Linked DNA regions of Mus musculus: region 1 is linked to region 2. Evidence: chromatin loops called from intact Hi-C (ENCODE). Cell type or tissue: gastrocnemius. All regions are shown on one strand.

Region 1 (8,000 bases), 69 kb before region 2:
TTATTGCTCTTCCAGAGAATCTAAATTCAATTTCTAACACCCACATCAGGCGGTTCACCATTGCCTTAACCCCATTTCCAAATGATAACAATTTCTTCTGCCCTCAGAGGGCACTTGAAGTACTATGTACATACCTACTCACAGACAAACAAGACTAGAGACACACACACACACATACACACACACTCTCTCAAACCCTGTGGGCTGGAGAAAGACATTAGTGGTTAAGAGCACTGGCTGCTTTTCCAGAGGACCTGAGCTCAGTTCCCAGAACCTACATGGTAGCTCATGACGATCTGCAACTTCAGATCCAGGAAATCCTATGCCCTCTGCTGGTTTCAAAGGACACCAGGCAGACCCATAGCCCAAATACATAATGCAAACACTCATATGCATGAAAAACAACTGAAAAGAAGTTTAGCTTGCTGTACAAATGACTTAAGACAAGAGCGTATGTGTGTGCGTGTGTTTTAATAGTGTACTTTTGTGAACTGGCCATAAAAATCATTATGTTTGCTATTTCTTTTTTAATTCTAACCAGTCGATAAAGAACTTACCCTAAAATCATTCTTAAACTTCTTTAAGTCATCAATCTGTTTTCTGTGTTCAGAAACAACTGGTGACATACCTGTAAAACCAAAACCTGTTAGATTCCAATTTACTTTTACCTTTAAACTTAAAATTGTTAAATATGGAATGTTAGAAATGAGAACAGAGGCCAGGAGTGTTGGTGCACCTCTATAACATCTTTAATCTCAGCACTGGGGCTGAGGGGAAGAGATAAATAAGAAATGAAGACAGATCTATCACGTAAAGACTAGCAATGCAAGTATCTGTCTGGCTAAACACTTTGCTATTTCTATAATTGTGTCTAAAAACTTTAACAAGGGCTGGAGAGATGGCTCAGTGGGTAAGAGCACCGACTGCTCATCCGAAGGTCCAGAGTCCAAATCCCAGCAACCACATGGTGGCTCACAACCATCTGTAACGAGATCTGACTCCCTCTTCTGGAGTGTCTGAAGACAGCTACAGTGTACTTACATATAATAAACAAATAAATCTTTTAAAAAAAAAAAAACTTTAACAAACTCTAACCTTTGTTGTCAGCTTTTGAAAAGCTAGGTGATGTTTCACTTGCTTTAACATTTTCTTTACTCCCTGCAGGAGAGTTCTGCCTCTGATCTTGAAGCCTGGAATCTTTTGCTAGAAAACAAGTTTAAAAAAGCAAAAAACTAGTATTAGACAGAAATTAGGACAATAGTGTGAGTAAATACCAAACACTTCTAACCTTCTGGCTTAGGGGAAAATGGGTTTCATTAAACTGAGTTTATTCCCTGTTAGTCATCACATCAAAATTCAATAACCATGCTCATACAACAGGCACGTCATACTAGGACAGGCCAGAGCCTCTGATGCCAGACATTAGTTAATATACATGGAATAGTTCTACCAGAGACAGAATCTTGCATCCACAAAAGCATCACTGTGTATTGAGAACACAACTCTTGGCCATGCATGGATTACAACAGGAAAGGTGTTGGTTGCATACCCTCAATAGATGGGGTCAGTGCTCTGTTGGATGCAGGGCTGGCAGGAGTCGGAGATGCGGCGGGAACAGGCATGGAAACGGCTTCTGCAGGGATGATGCCAGCTTGGGGAGAAGCAAGCACAGGCCCGCTGGGAGAGTTTCCAATGCTGCTCTGCCTGGGAGACCTGGGTCTGTGAGTTTTGGGAGATAACCTTGGAACTAGAAGCAAAAAGATACTCATTAAATTCTCAGAAGTATCTTATGGCAGAAGTCAACAATCTCTAAGTACCACCGTGGTTTCCCTCCTAATTAAATGAGTGAACTTTTAAGTATTTGAGTCAAGTTCAATGGCAAGCCAAAGCATACTTAAGTTAAAAAAAAAGACGACATTCAAAGTGTAACATTTATTCAAGGTGAGAGATCTCTACCATGCCTCTCTCCTCTCCTTCCATCAATACACGAAATAAAATTGATGGTAGCTTGCTGCCAAGCCTATGTGCTTTTACTTGCAATATAAAGATCCACCGCCAGTGCTGAAGGAAATTAGGACGCACCTAGCCTCAAGGGGTACGTAACACAGAATGAACGCCTTCCACACAACTGCTTAATGCTTCCTAATCCAATAAAAACCTATTTGCAGGCTTCAGACTAAAGGGGTCAATGAAAATGGTTCAATCAAACATTATAGAAGGAAACTGTTCACAACTCTAACTTTCCATGGAAAGACCAACCCCGTAACACGATTCTCACTATATCCCTCAACTGTCTCTATTCTTGTATTTATAAAAGGTTGCTTATTTATAATAGGGTTAAAACGCCTCAAGCTTCTTTTCTTGTTAATCTTCAGTTTAAAAGGCTAAGAAGAATAGCACAAAGAAATTTACAGGACAATCACTACAACTGCACACCTTACAGGGGTGAGCGCACTGTCTGTCTAGTTTTTTAAGCTTAAAGACCTTTTCCTGGTAAGGCCAAAAGAACAGGCACAAGCTCTAGCTCTGGACTCCCGGGAGGAAGCACTACAGACCAACAAGACCAACTCAGCAGCCCAAGCAGTCTGGCCTAATTCCAAATCTGCTCCAAGCAGGACCTTGGCTGCAGCTGCTGACGGTCAGAGACTCATAACAAAAGCTGAGCCTCTCCTGGCGCAGACTACTCCTTGAGGAGCACCAAGCGACTATCTGTTTACTCCACACACGGATGCCATGGAAACCCGCAGCAGTAAGAAACCTAAGCAGGTTTACAAAATGTATACAGGGTCAGAGTTCCAGAGGGATGGGACAGTTCCTTCAACTCGTGTCTTGATAACCATGGTAACTGGCAACAGCTGCTTATGCCACCACATTTAATCTGTATTTAATCTCAGATCTTCAGCTCTGCAGTGTCATACCTACCCCCACTGACCACTGAGGACCACGTTCCCCCTGCAGGACTGGTCCTTGCCACTGGAGGAGCAGCTGCTTCACTTGGGGGATTGTGGGATACAAATTCTAGGCCACTAGACATGGAGCCTCTCCCAGCAGAGACTCTGTGATTCCGAGGGTGGCGCTGTGCCTTTGGAGACATCCTTGGGGGTCCTGAGGAAGACAGAAGGATGCCACAGGATATCACATCAGTCCTGCGGTGCCCACCTTACTGCTTTTCCTACTAGATACAGATATAACTCTTATTTCCTTAGCAGGTTTTCATTGGTTAGAATATGAATCACACTGTTATTGATTTCTGGCCACACTAAGAATTCTTTTGTGGTATGTCAATTATGTCAGTATGTTTTATTTTCCCCTTTTACAATTTGTTTTACTTTTAATTATATTGTGTGTATGTGTCTGTGTGAGGGTGTGCACCTGAGTTCCTCTGGAAAGCAGAAAGCTGTCTGACAGCTGACCCATCTTTCCAGCCTTATTTCCTTTTACTTTTAAAGCAAGGAGGAAATAAACTTGATGGTGAGAAATATAACAACATGGCCCAACAGTGTTTAACTACATGCATTTAAAAATAAGTTATAATAACGTTTTCGTAGGAAGCACAGATGCATGATGGGATATTATCAGTTTATCTTTCTAACAGATTTTACTATTTCCAAAATGAGACAAAAACCTTTTTTTTTTTTTGATAGGAACCAAACTTGGGAGCCCATACTTGTTAGGCTAGTGTTCTATCTCTGAGCTACATCCTTCAGGGCCCCAGGGGAAAAAGGAATTTAAGCAGCAACCTCAGATCTCCTCTCCATCTTTTGCCCAAGCCGTCCTCACATGTGCGTGGTTGGCTTGTAAGAGCAGAACAAGGAAAGTCTGCAGAAAGCTGCACTGTGAGAGCTGACGACAGTCACCATCACTGTCTCTGCCACCCATGGGGACTTCTGGGAATACAGCCTGTAGCACACAAGTCCAGAACTACCCCTCCTCTCAGAGGCCATGATGAGGACCCTAGCACATGCTCTCTGCTGTGTCCTCAGTGGGAACACAGTCAGACATGTGCTCTGAGGAAATGCTAACTCATGTTAGAATTTCCCCTTATTTAATGTTTAAAATGTATTCATTACTATAGGATATGTGTGGTATGGACTGGGTTTGTATGTGCTGGTGTGTGTGTGTGTGAAGTCATCTTTGTGGAGTCACTTCTCTTTTTGCACTTTTCCCATGGCACGCTTTCTGGGCAGTCCAAAAGCAGCCCTTTCATCTGACTACAATGCAATGCTTTCTGACACATTCGAGGAATAAGCACCTCCACCCAAACGTCTGCAACAGCTCCCTGTTGCTGCTAGGAGTCACCAGAGAGGCACGCATTGAAAGTCTGTGACATCTGCCTTTGCAACATTGTATTCTTCTGCCTTGAATTCCCTTCTGTGTGGGCAAAAATTTAACAGTAGCCAATATAGTTTATTCCCAAACACCTTCTTTAGAAAACTTTAATGGTCTTGATCAGTTATATTCACTATGATTTTACCAAGACAAGGTGATTAGAATATAAACACAAATGCTCTGAACAAAGGACATTGTTACTTAGAACTTACAACCTGCATTAAATCAGAATGCTACCTTTTTCGGGCAGGGTGTCAGGGTGGCTGGGATAGGGTCTCACCATATAGTCCTGGCAGCCTTAGAACTCATTATATATGAGACAAACTGACCTCAACTTTCAGCAATCCTCTTGCCTGTGGCCTGGGCACTGGGATTATAGGCATGTGCCACTAATCAAAGTATATGACATGCAACAATGGTGAATTCAGCAACAAATACACACAATTTGGCATGAGCCAAAAAGACAGAAAAGGCTCAAATCTATACCTGTTTTGTAATTGATAAACTTTAAATAAAGGTCTCCCCACAGATTAAAGCAGCCTTCCACTACAGTGATATTATAAAACTAATTTAAAATAATTATTCAATTAAATTAGTAATTCCTCAGGCACTCTAAATACTACTGTTACCTGAGGGCAGACGTACAAGGCCACTACAAGGGATGTCATGGATCACTAAGAACCCCAAAATAGTACTCCTGCCTTTGGCCAACAGGAAGGTTCGCTGGCACCATTACCAAGGAGCTGAATGTGGCAGCCTCCATAACCCCACCCACCTCCAGGAGCAGAAATGCCCAGTTCATCACTGTTACTGTCCAGGCCGAGACCTTCCTGGGCTGCACAGGAGTACTATTACCAGACAGGTCGGAGCCCATCTCTATATGCAGGGCAGTGCAGGGCTTTATACATAGCACTTATCAAATTTTAATCTAGTGAACAAAAGGTTATTAGAAATAGCTTTAATAAACTAAAGTTAAAACACAAAAATTATAGGTTATTAAATAATGAAGAGGAAACTATTTTGTAATCATAACCTCACAAAGGAGCTAAACAAAGACAAACAAAAACATGAACAAATCGTGGTATTGTACCTTCTGAAGACATGCGTTTAGGCATAGTAGAGACAGGAGCTGGAGAACCATGAGCAGAGGGGTGAGACGGGGGTCTGGAGGGCCTCGAGGGGGGCCTGGAGGGCGGCCGTGTAGGGGTGGCTGCCCGAGGTGGAAGAGAGTTGGGACCTGACTGGTAGCGAGAAGGTGGGCGAGAGGAAGGAGATGGGCAAGGCGATGGCCAGGGAACACCTGACAGAACAAATGATATGAAGGAAAGTATAAAAACTAAAGAAAAAAATGAGGGAAAAAGTAAACAGAAAAAAAAGTAAAATGACAAAAATGATTTCTTGTACATTTAACCCTTTGAGGACAGTCATTTGATTTGTGATAAGTTTTAGTACAACTTAACTGACACAAATTCACATTTTACTTTAACCTCCTTAAAATTAAGTCTGTTGAAATGAATCCACGTTCCCAAAGGGTTAATTAGGATCTACACATACTACTGAAGAAGACAGTTAAGACTCTGCCTAGTATGCCTACTTCTTCAGCTGTTGTCAGCCATCACTTGTGAAGAAAATGTCCCACACACAGATAACCCCCTCAATAAACACACTGACTCCTGCTCGGGAAGGCAGGCCCAAACAATAAACACAAACAGCAGCCTCTAACGCCACTGTCCAGGCTCTTCTCCTACTCTCACCTGAGCTTCCTCAGGCCTATATCTGAACTGAAATATCAGTTTCAAAGGTCACTAGCCACATCCTGTTCAGGTAGAAATGAGAGCTTACTTCTATTGCTTTCTCGAATGCTTAAAAGAATCTCATCCTGATGCACAGGAATGAATGGCCCCGTCTATCTACTGCCTGTACACCACAGGGGCCTGTAAGCCTCGGGGCCCAAACCTGACATCAGGGCACGGACAACCCCCCCCCCCCCCCCCGCCCCGGTCAGCAATGTCCCTGGTAATTAGTCAACAGTCCAGGGTTCCTCTCCAGTAGTCTAGGGGGCTCCACTCACTGGAGTATCATACATTTCTCAGCCCCCTTCACGTTTTTAACTTGAAAATTCTATTCATAAACAACTGAAAATCTTCACTCAGTGAGCAAAGAAATGTCACCATCGTTACTAAGCAGGAGAACTACTCAAGAGTGTTTCCTTGGAGAGGAATTCTGCTCTTACATGGCTGACATACTTCACTCCCTTTCTTTACACGAGGTCTCACACAACCCAGGCTGGCTCAGACTGCCTATGGAGCCTGACTGCTCAGCATGAGGCACTTGCCTCACCCAGCTTGCGGTGCTCTAAACTTCAACCCTGAATCTGCTGTCCACTCTTTTTCCCTGTCAGCTACCATATTTCTAAATGATTCGCTTCTGCTGTCCCATCTTCCAGATTTCTATACTCACCTATAATCTGTATTCAACTGACTGGGGACACTACACAAAATGCCTTCCTTCCTACTTAAAGCTCCAAGCTGCTACACTCTAATACCTACTCTCAGAAATCAAAGGTTGTCTGTGCTGTGTTTGTAAGCAGTTCTCTGATGACTTTCGTCACCTGACTCTTGCTCATTTCTGACATTACAAATCACCCTAAGTTCTTCCCTGAAGTACGCAGAATGGAATCATCACAGTTAATGAAGGAATCTGCACTAACTCAGGGTCTTTCTCATGAACTATGCCCACTGCCTCATCACCCAGTGTCTTTCAAGTTTCCATTCTGTCTGTCTGTGGAGTGTCTTAGGCCAAATGAGTATGAGAGGATGAAACAGCTCAGGACATGCTGTCACCCTATACGCGCCAATGACAGATACAGTGTTATACTGTCTAGTAGCCACAAAACAAACTACATTATAGATAATAAAAACTACTCCAAAAAATCCACAAATGGCATGCACATTCCTATCAGGTATGCCAACTCTTAAATGTTTAGATAGTTCTGTATTTCATCAAAACATTAACAAATAAGGTCAAAATACTTGCCTCCATTAACTACTCTTTGGTCTGAGCCAGCGTTCGGGTTGAAATCTGAAGTGTGAGAAGCAGCTCTTGACGGCATGGAGCCTGGCCCAGGCTGGCCCATCCGTGGTGAGCTCTGTCTCCCACTTCCCCAGGATAGGACTTCTCTGTTTCTTTGTCCAGGAGGAATATATTTATTGTCCCTGGAAATGAGAGATCCTCTAAATCATTTATCCTAAAAAGTACTGGGCTAACAAAACACACTGAAAGGTACACTAAATAGAAGACTGTCTCTCACACAAGCCTCAGTCTCACCACACGGCCACACAGCCCTGCAGGTCTCGGCCACCAGCACTTTAAAAAGGTGTGCTCACTTTCATCCTGACACAGTGATGATTAGGGAAATCGGAAGACTCAGCTATGGAACCTTGCCGGTAGAATCAGCTTTACCCACAATGCAGCAGGCATTCTACTTTTTTGAGTAAATGACAGACCCATAGCCCTGCAAATACAAGCAACCACTGCGCCATCGTTTCTCCTTTCTAAGTCACCCCACACTGCCTTTAGCTCATGTGTTCTCAGAGCAAGCATCATGAACAGCTGAATTTTCAAGTAAGGTTCGCCTCTCTCTAGTTTTTCCAGCTTTCGCGCCATGAGTC
Region 2 (8,000 bases):
ACACACATTCATGTATTCTCTCTCTCTCTCTCAAAATGTAATTTATTTTGTATTTTATGTATGCTGGTGTCTTGCCTGCATGTGTAAGGGAGTCAGATCCCTGGAACAGGAGTTACAGACAGTTGCGAGCTGTCTTGTAGGTGCTTGGAGCTTAACCCCAGTCCACTGGAAGAGTGGCCAGTGCTCTTAACCACTAAACCATTTCTCCAGGCCCTGCAAATGTAATTTTAAAGAAAAAAAAAAGGTGTTTAAAGTGTGAAGTGTAGAGGATGGTGGTACACACCTGAAATCCCAAATGTGCTTGTGAGCCAGCCTAGGCTACATTTTTTTTTTTTAAAGTAAGTGTGGGAGCCTGCCATGGTGCCTGAGGCAGGGGCAAGAAGATGCATGCTTCAAGGAGTTCCAGGCAAGCCAGGCAATGGTGGCCCATGCCTCTAATCCCAGCACTCAGGTCTATCTCTTAGAGATCAGCCTAGACTGCAAAGCAAGTTCCAGGACAGCAGGGCTATTACACAAAGAAACCCTGTCAAAAACAACAACAACAACTAAAAATCCAAAACTAACCCAGGCTTGAGAGTGCACCTGAGAAGGCAGAGACAGGTAGATCTCTCTGAATTAGGAGACCAGCCGGGACTACACAGTGACTTTCAGGATTGTCACAATTGTGTAAGAGACCCTGTCTGAAAAAGAATACAAAAACAAAAACAAAAGCTACAAGTCACACTTGAGAGCTGACTCCTTCCTTACAAATGCTTACCTATCCCAGAAGACGACACAGGTTCAGTCCACAGTACCCACATGGCAGCTCACAACTGCCTCCATCTCCAACTCAGTGCCCTGGTCTGGTTTTCCTCAGGGCTCCTGCACACATGTGGTACACAACCACACAAGCTCACATATACACACATAAATTTTAAAAAGTAAATTTAAAAAAATGTCTAAGCCTATAAGCCAGGAGTGACAGATACAAGCCTTTAAGCCCAAGGCTACAAATTTGTCTCAAAACAAAGAAAGCAAACAAAATTTTGAGCAGCCTGGTCTACAAAGTAGATGCTGCCCCTCGAACCACTAAACCCAATAAAGAGGAAAGGAAGGCAGGGATATGAATTAACCCATGATGACTCCCAGTGCAGTCACTAACTAGGAGCTGAGGATGTAGCTACAACGTGTGCCTAGCATGCAGACAAGCTCTGAATGACCACCCCAACACTGCATAAAGTAGGCAGGTGCACACTTACAATCCCAACAGTTGGGAGGGGGTTGGGCAGGCACACCAAAGTTTCAAGGACAAGAACAATCGGATACAAAAGATCTGAACTCAAAAAATAAAGGCATGGTTGTGGACAGGTAGCTCAGCAGTTAAGAGCACTGGCCGCTCTTGCAGAGGACCTGGGCTCAGTTCCCAGCATCCACACAGTGGCCCAATGACCGTCCATAACTACAGCTCTAGGGCATCTGGCCTCCTCTTCTGACCTCCACAGGCACCAGACAGACAAGAGGTATGCATAAACAAATTAAACTTGTTTTTCCAAGACAGGGTTTCTCTGCGTAGCCCTGGCTGCTCGGTACAGCAGCAGACTGCCTGTCTGCCTCCCCGGTGTTAGGATCAAAGGTGTACACCACCTCTGAACAGTACATGTGTAGCCCAGGCTGGCCTGTAACTCATGATCCTCCTGCCTCAACCTCCTTCAGTTAATCCTACCACCATGCTTCACCACAAGCTAACTTTTTTTTTCAAAAGTGATCATAAACTAACAGCTAATAACACAAATAAAAAAGGATTAACAATTTTTTAACAGCCAGAAAGTTTTAGAACAGTTCCTTCAGAAACCATGGATCTGCACTGGCATTATACACTACAGACCCCCAAACATCTTCATACACAGTCTCAGTGCAAGCTCATGTAAAATTCAAATACAAGGGCTGAAGAGGTTAAGAGCACTTGTTGTAAGTCTACTCCCTATATAGACCAGGCTGGCCTCAAGTTCCAAAGATTCACTTGCCCCATCTCTTGGGCTGGGATGAAAGGCATGTGGCACCAAGCCCGGCATGGCTGCTCTTGCAGAGGAACCTAGCACCTACATGGTGGCCTCACAACTATCCCTAACTCCATCCCAGGGGATCCAGAGCCCACTCCTGGTCTCTGTGGGCATCAGTAAAGTATGAAGACACTTACAAACATGCACACAAAACATCCATACACATAAAAAACAATCCTGGAAAACTTCAAAGAGACATAATCAAGAGGGACAGGATGAATGGCTCAGGGTTAGAAAGGCTGGCTGCTCTTGCAGAGGACCACATGGTGTTCACTGCAGTCTGTCACTGCAGTTCTAGGGAATAAAGGGCCCTCTTCTTCTGGTCTCTGTGGACCCTGGGCACACATACCATACAAACGGGCAAAGCACTTATACATACAAAAATAAATCTTTAAAAGTAGAAACGACCAGGAAACGTATCCATGAAAGCACATGCCTTGTTGAATGCAACATCCCCAAGAGCATCCAACAAGTCCACAGAGCCCATCCCCCAAAGAGCTGCCTTCTTGGCTCCAGAACCCACTGAGTCTTCTGAGAAATAGCATGGCACAGCTTGTGAGAGCCATAAAACCTTAAGAGTCCTTGACCTAGTGAAACCACTCCTGGGCACTTTCTCTAGGGAAAAATTAAGATGAAACAAAAAGCTCCGAGTATGAAAAAGTTCACCATACCACCTCCACAAAACCAGGAACGTCAAGACCAAAGTCCGAGCCGGCAGGGAGAAACTTAGTTTAGCAGGTACACTACTGTTTAAAAAAAAAAAAAAAAAAAAAAACCCTCCCGATTAAAGGGGAAGCCTCGATCCCACAAGAGCACAGCCTCACAAAAGGTCAAAGTTAAGAGTAAGAAGTAGAATCTCCAGTGCAACTGTGTAACATTCTTTTTTTTTTTTTTAAGATTTATTTATTACATGTAAGTACACTGTAGCTGTCCTCAGATACTCCAGAAGAGGGCATCAGATTTCGTTACAGATGGTTGTGAACCACCATGTGGTTGCTGGGATTTGAACTCAGGACTGTCGAAAGAGCAGTCGGCGCTCTTAACCACTGAGCCATCTCGCCAGCCCGTAAGATTCTTAAAAAGTGATCACACACAGTTCTTTTCTAAGAAAGTGGCCTCTTGAGTGTTGACAAGAAAAAACTCTTCTCAAAAATCACAAAATTCCATTCACACAAAAATCAAGTCAGACCCAGGCTGCCTGAGTAGCAAAAGCAAGGCCCTGGGTTAGGCTCCAGGCTCTGGGCAGGCCCAGAAGTGAAAGACTGCTTTAGTGAGCTTCTAGGCTGGGAAGAACATTTTGCTATCTCAAACATGACGCCTTTTCTTTTTTAAGTTTATTTACTGTGGAGGAGGGGAACATGCCCTGGCAGGTGTGTAGAGGTCAGAGGACAGCTTGCAGCAGGAGTCAGTTGCTTCCTGCTGAGGTGGTGGTGGTGGTGGTGGTGGTGGTGGTGGTTGGTGGTATGGGAATCCCAGTTGATTGCCCTTACCCCCTGAAGCACCTCACCAACCCCAATGCTACACCTCCTTTCCTCAGTGCAGCCAGTCCTATTTTAAATCACACACACACAAAAGCAAAACTCTACAAGTTATAATGGATTTACAAGGAACCCACAGAGACAGTAATGAGAGAATGACATTAACCAAGGCTCTGTACAGAACAAACTCACACATTCTGAGTACCAGTATTGGACGAAAACTCTTAAAAAAAAAAAAACCTAGGCTTCAAGTGAAAGAACTTGAAGCAAGGAAGACTCGAAATGCCTTTCACTTTTGCAGCACCTCAACTGCAGAAAAAGATTGCTGGCACTCACACCCTGCTCACCTCCCTGTGGAGTCAACTCAGCTACCATCTAATGTTTAAGCCTAAAGAGAGCTGGTGAAGCCTAGGAACTTTAGCTTTAATTTGTATTTGAGTGAAAGTGACATACACGTCACTTTCTGATAACTAAAGAGAAAACATGAAAAAGCAAAGAAAAACAGGATGCATCCTTAAAGTTACATTTAAGTATCTTTTCGTTTTTCACTAAAAGTCAAGGACAGAAAAGAAACAACTTACAAAACCCTAACTTCACAGAGATGGGGAAATAAAATGATGGTTTAACTTGAACGAGGCAAGCTAAGCAGGGTTTGAAATGCCTCATGTTAGGGAAAATTGGGAGTGTGGAGGAATAAAGTAAAAAACATACTGTTCCCAGAAGAATTCCCTAAAACCTCGGCTCTGATTCACCCTAGGGGTTAACTTCTGCTGTAGAGGAACACTCTCTGGAAACGGACAGCAGGACAATGCGGCTAAGAAGAAAACTCCGTACAAGAAAAATCCCCTTGCCCACCTCCTAAGTCCTGGATGTCTATTTAAGGAGGAGGCTGCTCCAGGCCCTGCCAGCCAGGCCTAGGCCAGAGGGAGGCACAGTAGTGCCTGTAACACAGGGGCACAGGGGAAAAGGACTTGCATGCCCTTGGTAAGCTCTGGCGGCGGCGTTTCCCAAGTTAAGGACACCGGCCACAATGGAATGGAGTCTATTGGCATCTGCCTCTCCGTTTTAACACTAAGCATTTTCTTAGTTCGTGAAATACGAACTGACAAGCACCCCCACCACTCCCCACCCCCGCACGCACACACCCTCCAGAGTCCAGTCACACAGGACAGCACCCCAGCCTACCAACGAGATCGGGCCCAGGGAAGGGGAGAGGGGGACCAGGGCGCAAGCCAACACTCGGGAGTTGTTGCCTTCGGACCCGCACCAACTCCTCTGTTGCGGCGCCTCACCCCTAAAAATTGCAGGAACTGGGCCGGGGGGGGGGGGGGTTGGGAGGGAAAATGCGGTGCGTGTCCAGAGCCCGCGGCCAACCCACCTCAAGAGTCCGGCCCTCGCCCACCTCTATTCAAAGGCGCCTTCTGCTCCGCGGACGAGGAACAGCAATGCGGATCGGCCACCACCCGCGCGCAGGGGACCTTGCGGGGAAGGAGGGAGGCGGGCCTGGAGGGAGCCGGGCACTCCCACCCCTTCCCCAGTTGGGGGGGGGGAGGGGAAGAACGGCCCGCTGCGGGAACCCCGCCGCCCCAGATCTAAAGGGGGATGGGTGCGTTAGGCCGCTGGCACCCACCTCGCCTCCGTCGCCCACCTTCCCAGGGTCTGCGGGGCGGGGGATAGATATGCAGGACACCCGGCTTGACCCTACCTGGGGCGGCTGGGCCTCAATCTCCCCTCCTCCCTCCCGACTCCCCACCCGGCAAAGAGGCTCATTTCAGGAGAGGATCCCCCCACCCCCTGCGACCCGCACCCAGGCTCAGCCGCCCTTCTATCGGGGGGGGGGGCGCAGCAAGGGGGTGGGGCGGGATACCAATCGCCCCTGGCACACCCGGGAGGGGCAGGGGGCCGCCAGGGCCGTCCATCTTGGCCGTCTGGGGGGAGGGGACGCGATGGTGCGGGAGGCTGGACACGGCCCGAGAAGCCCGAAGGAATCTGCCGGCGCCTCCCGCCCCTCCGCGGGCCCCCCGGCACATCGCGAAGCCGGCCGGTCACGGGGCGCGAGGCGGGGGAGGGGACGAGCGGCGCGGGATCGGCCCGGCGCGGAGGGGGCTGGGGGAGCTGACACCCACCTGCCCAGGCCGGGACGCCCGCCGCCCGCGGCCGCCGAGGAAGACGCCACCGGCGCGGCCGGGGCCGGCACCACGGAAGCCGAGGTCACCGCGGCCGAGGCCGGCGCGGCGCCGGGCGACGAGAGCAGGCCGCCGCCGGGCTTGCGGCCAGTGGCGGGCGCGGGCGGCTGCGGCTGCGGCTTCAGCGACATGGTGAGCGGCCCATACACCGGCTCGCACGCCGGGCGGGGACAGCCGGGTGCCGGGCGCGCCGAGGAGGAGACGCCGGAGCGCGGCGGGGACGCGCGGACGCCGGGCGGGCAGGCGCGGGCCGGCGTGGCCGCGGGGGCCAGAGGCAGCAGGACAACGACGAAGGGGCGGGGAGGCCCGCAGACACCGAGCAGCCGCCGGGAGCCGGGCCGGGACGCGCCGTGGCCGTTGCTACCAAAACAGTCTGAGGCGCAGGGTGGCGAGCGCGGCCCGCGGGGAGGGGCGCCGGGGCCGCGCGGGGGAGGGCCGGCGGAGGGATACGCCACCGCGCCGCCCCGCCCGCCGCGCCGCGCCGTCCGCGGGAGCGAGCGCCGCGCGGCCCAGCCCGCCGGGCGGCGCGGCTCGGGGTCCCCCGCCGCGGGCCGCTGAGCGGCGGCGGTGGACGAACGCATGGGACCCGGGCTGGCGGACGCGGACGGGGTTGACGCGGGCCTGGAGGGCGCGGAGATGCGAAACAGACCCGGGGCGGGGGAGGTGTCGGGGGTGGGGGGGGGGACTCTTTACCGGAAGTCGGAAGGGTCAGGCGGAAGTCGAACGTGAGACGGCCCGGGGGGCCGATCAGGGACACGTGAGGAGCGGGGCGCAGCGCTGGGCCGCGTTCGCTCTCCCCGGGGTCGAACTAGGGCCGTGGAGGGGGCCAGGAGGGATCCGCCCTCGCCAAGGCGGGTCTGAACTTCGGGATCTGCTTCGGGGACGGGCGCCGTGAGCTGCTCGGGTGTCCTCGACCCCCTTGGAGGACCTTGATTTCACCCCACCCCCACCCCACCAAATCACAACTTAGAGGATGGCCTGCGGGCACCTTCGGGGCGGGGACCTGCAATCGGGGCCTGGCACACAGTAGGCCCCCAGGTGCCACTGCGTGCCGACTTGCCCTGCCAGCGTGGGGAAGCTTGCCGCCTCAGAAGCCACCGCCAGCTGCTTCACTTTGCCCCACTTTATTCACCCCGGCGAACTGTTGGGTCTCTGACCTTCATTTGAACCCTCTTTTTTTTTTTCCCCCTAGCTCGCTCGGACTTCTTAGTTCCTCCTTCAGGGGACCCGAAGGGAAATGGACCTGATTGGTAGTAGAACTGGGTGATGGGGTCTCCCTCGGTGAAGACTAAACAGACTTTCCCAAGAATGTCAACTTTAGACCTTGACCCCTTTTAAAAACTTTTACTTTAACTCGGGAAGGCCACCAAACACTGGTCCGTTTTTTTTTTTAAGGTGTTGTAATTAAATTGGAAACAAATGGTTAACTTTTTTCAAATGAGTTTAAATTGGTTTTTTTTTTTTTCTTTCTTTTCTAAGTGAAATTGCTTAAGAAGGTGATGGGCCGAGGGAAAAAAAAAAACCCTCAACCTATTAAAGTCATTCCAGTGAATTAAAGGCAGGCATGGTGTTCTTGCCTGTAGTACGAGCACTTGGGAAATGGAAGGAGGATTAGACAGTCAAGGTCATCTTCACCTTCATGAGGGAATTCTAGGCCAGGCTAAGCTACAAGAGACCCAGTCTCAAGAAGGGGCAATTCAATGAAGAGTTACCCCTGGTTATGGCACATGCCTTTAATCCCAGCTCTGGACAGGCAACTGGATCTCTTGAGTTCCAGACTTGTTGGTCTACATGGATTTTTTTTTTTTTAAGTAGCTAGCAGATAGCTCAGAAGGTAAAGGCCCAGGCTGCCTAAGCTCACCACCTAACTCTCAACCCTGGAGCTGGCATGTGGAAGAAGAAAACTTAAATGCTTGGAATTGTCCCCAGCCCTCCACCCTTGGATTGTGCCACACATATATAAGCAATATAAGTATGACCTTGTCGGTGGTGGTTTTTGTTCTTGTTTGGTTTTTTCCGAGACAGGGTTTCTCTGTGTAACAGCCCTGGCTGTTCTGGAACTCACATAGATCCACCTGCCTGCTGAGATCAAAGACCTGCTTCACCATGACTGGCCATAAATATGACTTTAAAAAAAAAAGAGAGAAAAATGGATCTGGGGTGTCAGTTTTAGATAGGGAGTATAGCATTGCCTCTCCAGCTCCACACCCCTGGTCCACCTGTGAATAATTAAAAAGAAAAACTTAGAACGTATATAAGAGTTACTAGTAGTCCAGTTGAAATTCAATTAACCTACA

The links. A loop is a pair of places that touch in the nucleus more often than their neighbours do. Peaks named below come from ENCODE experiments on the same cell type or tissue, not always from the same donor. Only the 100,000 strongest peaks of a DNase experiment are listed, where the experiment ranks them.
Region 1: it touches region 2 in a loop (2.0-fold over the local background); 2 of 42 quality-filtered maps call a loop at or near these places.

Annotation. Positions count from the first base shown.
Region 1 is chr5:121,778,962-121,786,961 of GRCm38, reverse strand. It overlaps Atxn2 (ataxin 2), which reads right to left. Exons shown (of 25, transcript NM_009125.2): 9 at 7,366-7,544; 10 at 5,420-5,629; 11 at 2,923-3,105; 12 at 1,550-1,747; 13 at 1,096-1,203; 14 at 558-628. Among named protein-coding and RNA genes, the nearest start is that of Mir7031, 36 kb to the left of the region's middle. In gastrocnemius, CTCF peaks have their summits at 2,987 and 4,305; a DNase peak (open chromatin) is centred at 2,598; H3K27ac peaks cover 638 bases.
Region 2 is chr5:121,709,920-121,717,919 of GRCm38, reverse strand. Atxn2 (ataxin 2) reads right to left here and starts at 6,311. Exons shown (of 25, transcript NM_009125.2): 1 at 5,644-6,311. The coding sequence starts at 6,284. In gastrocnemius, CTCF peaks have their summits at 2,981 (motif pointing right) and 4,437; DNase peaks (open chromatin) are centred at 5,087, 5,475, 6,107, 6,449 and 2 more places; H3K4me3 peaks cover 4,286 bases; H3K27ac peaks cover 5,371 bases.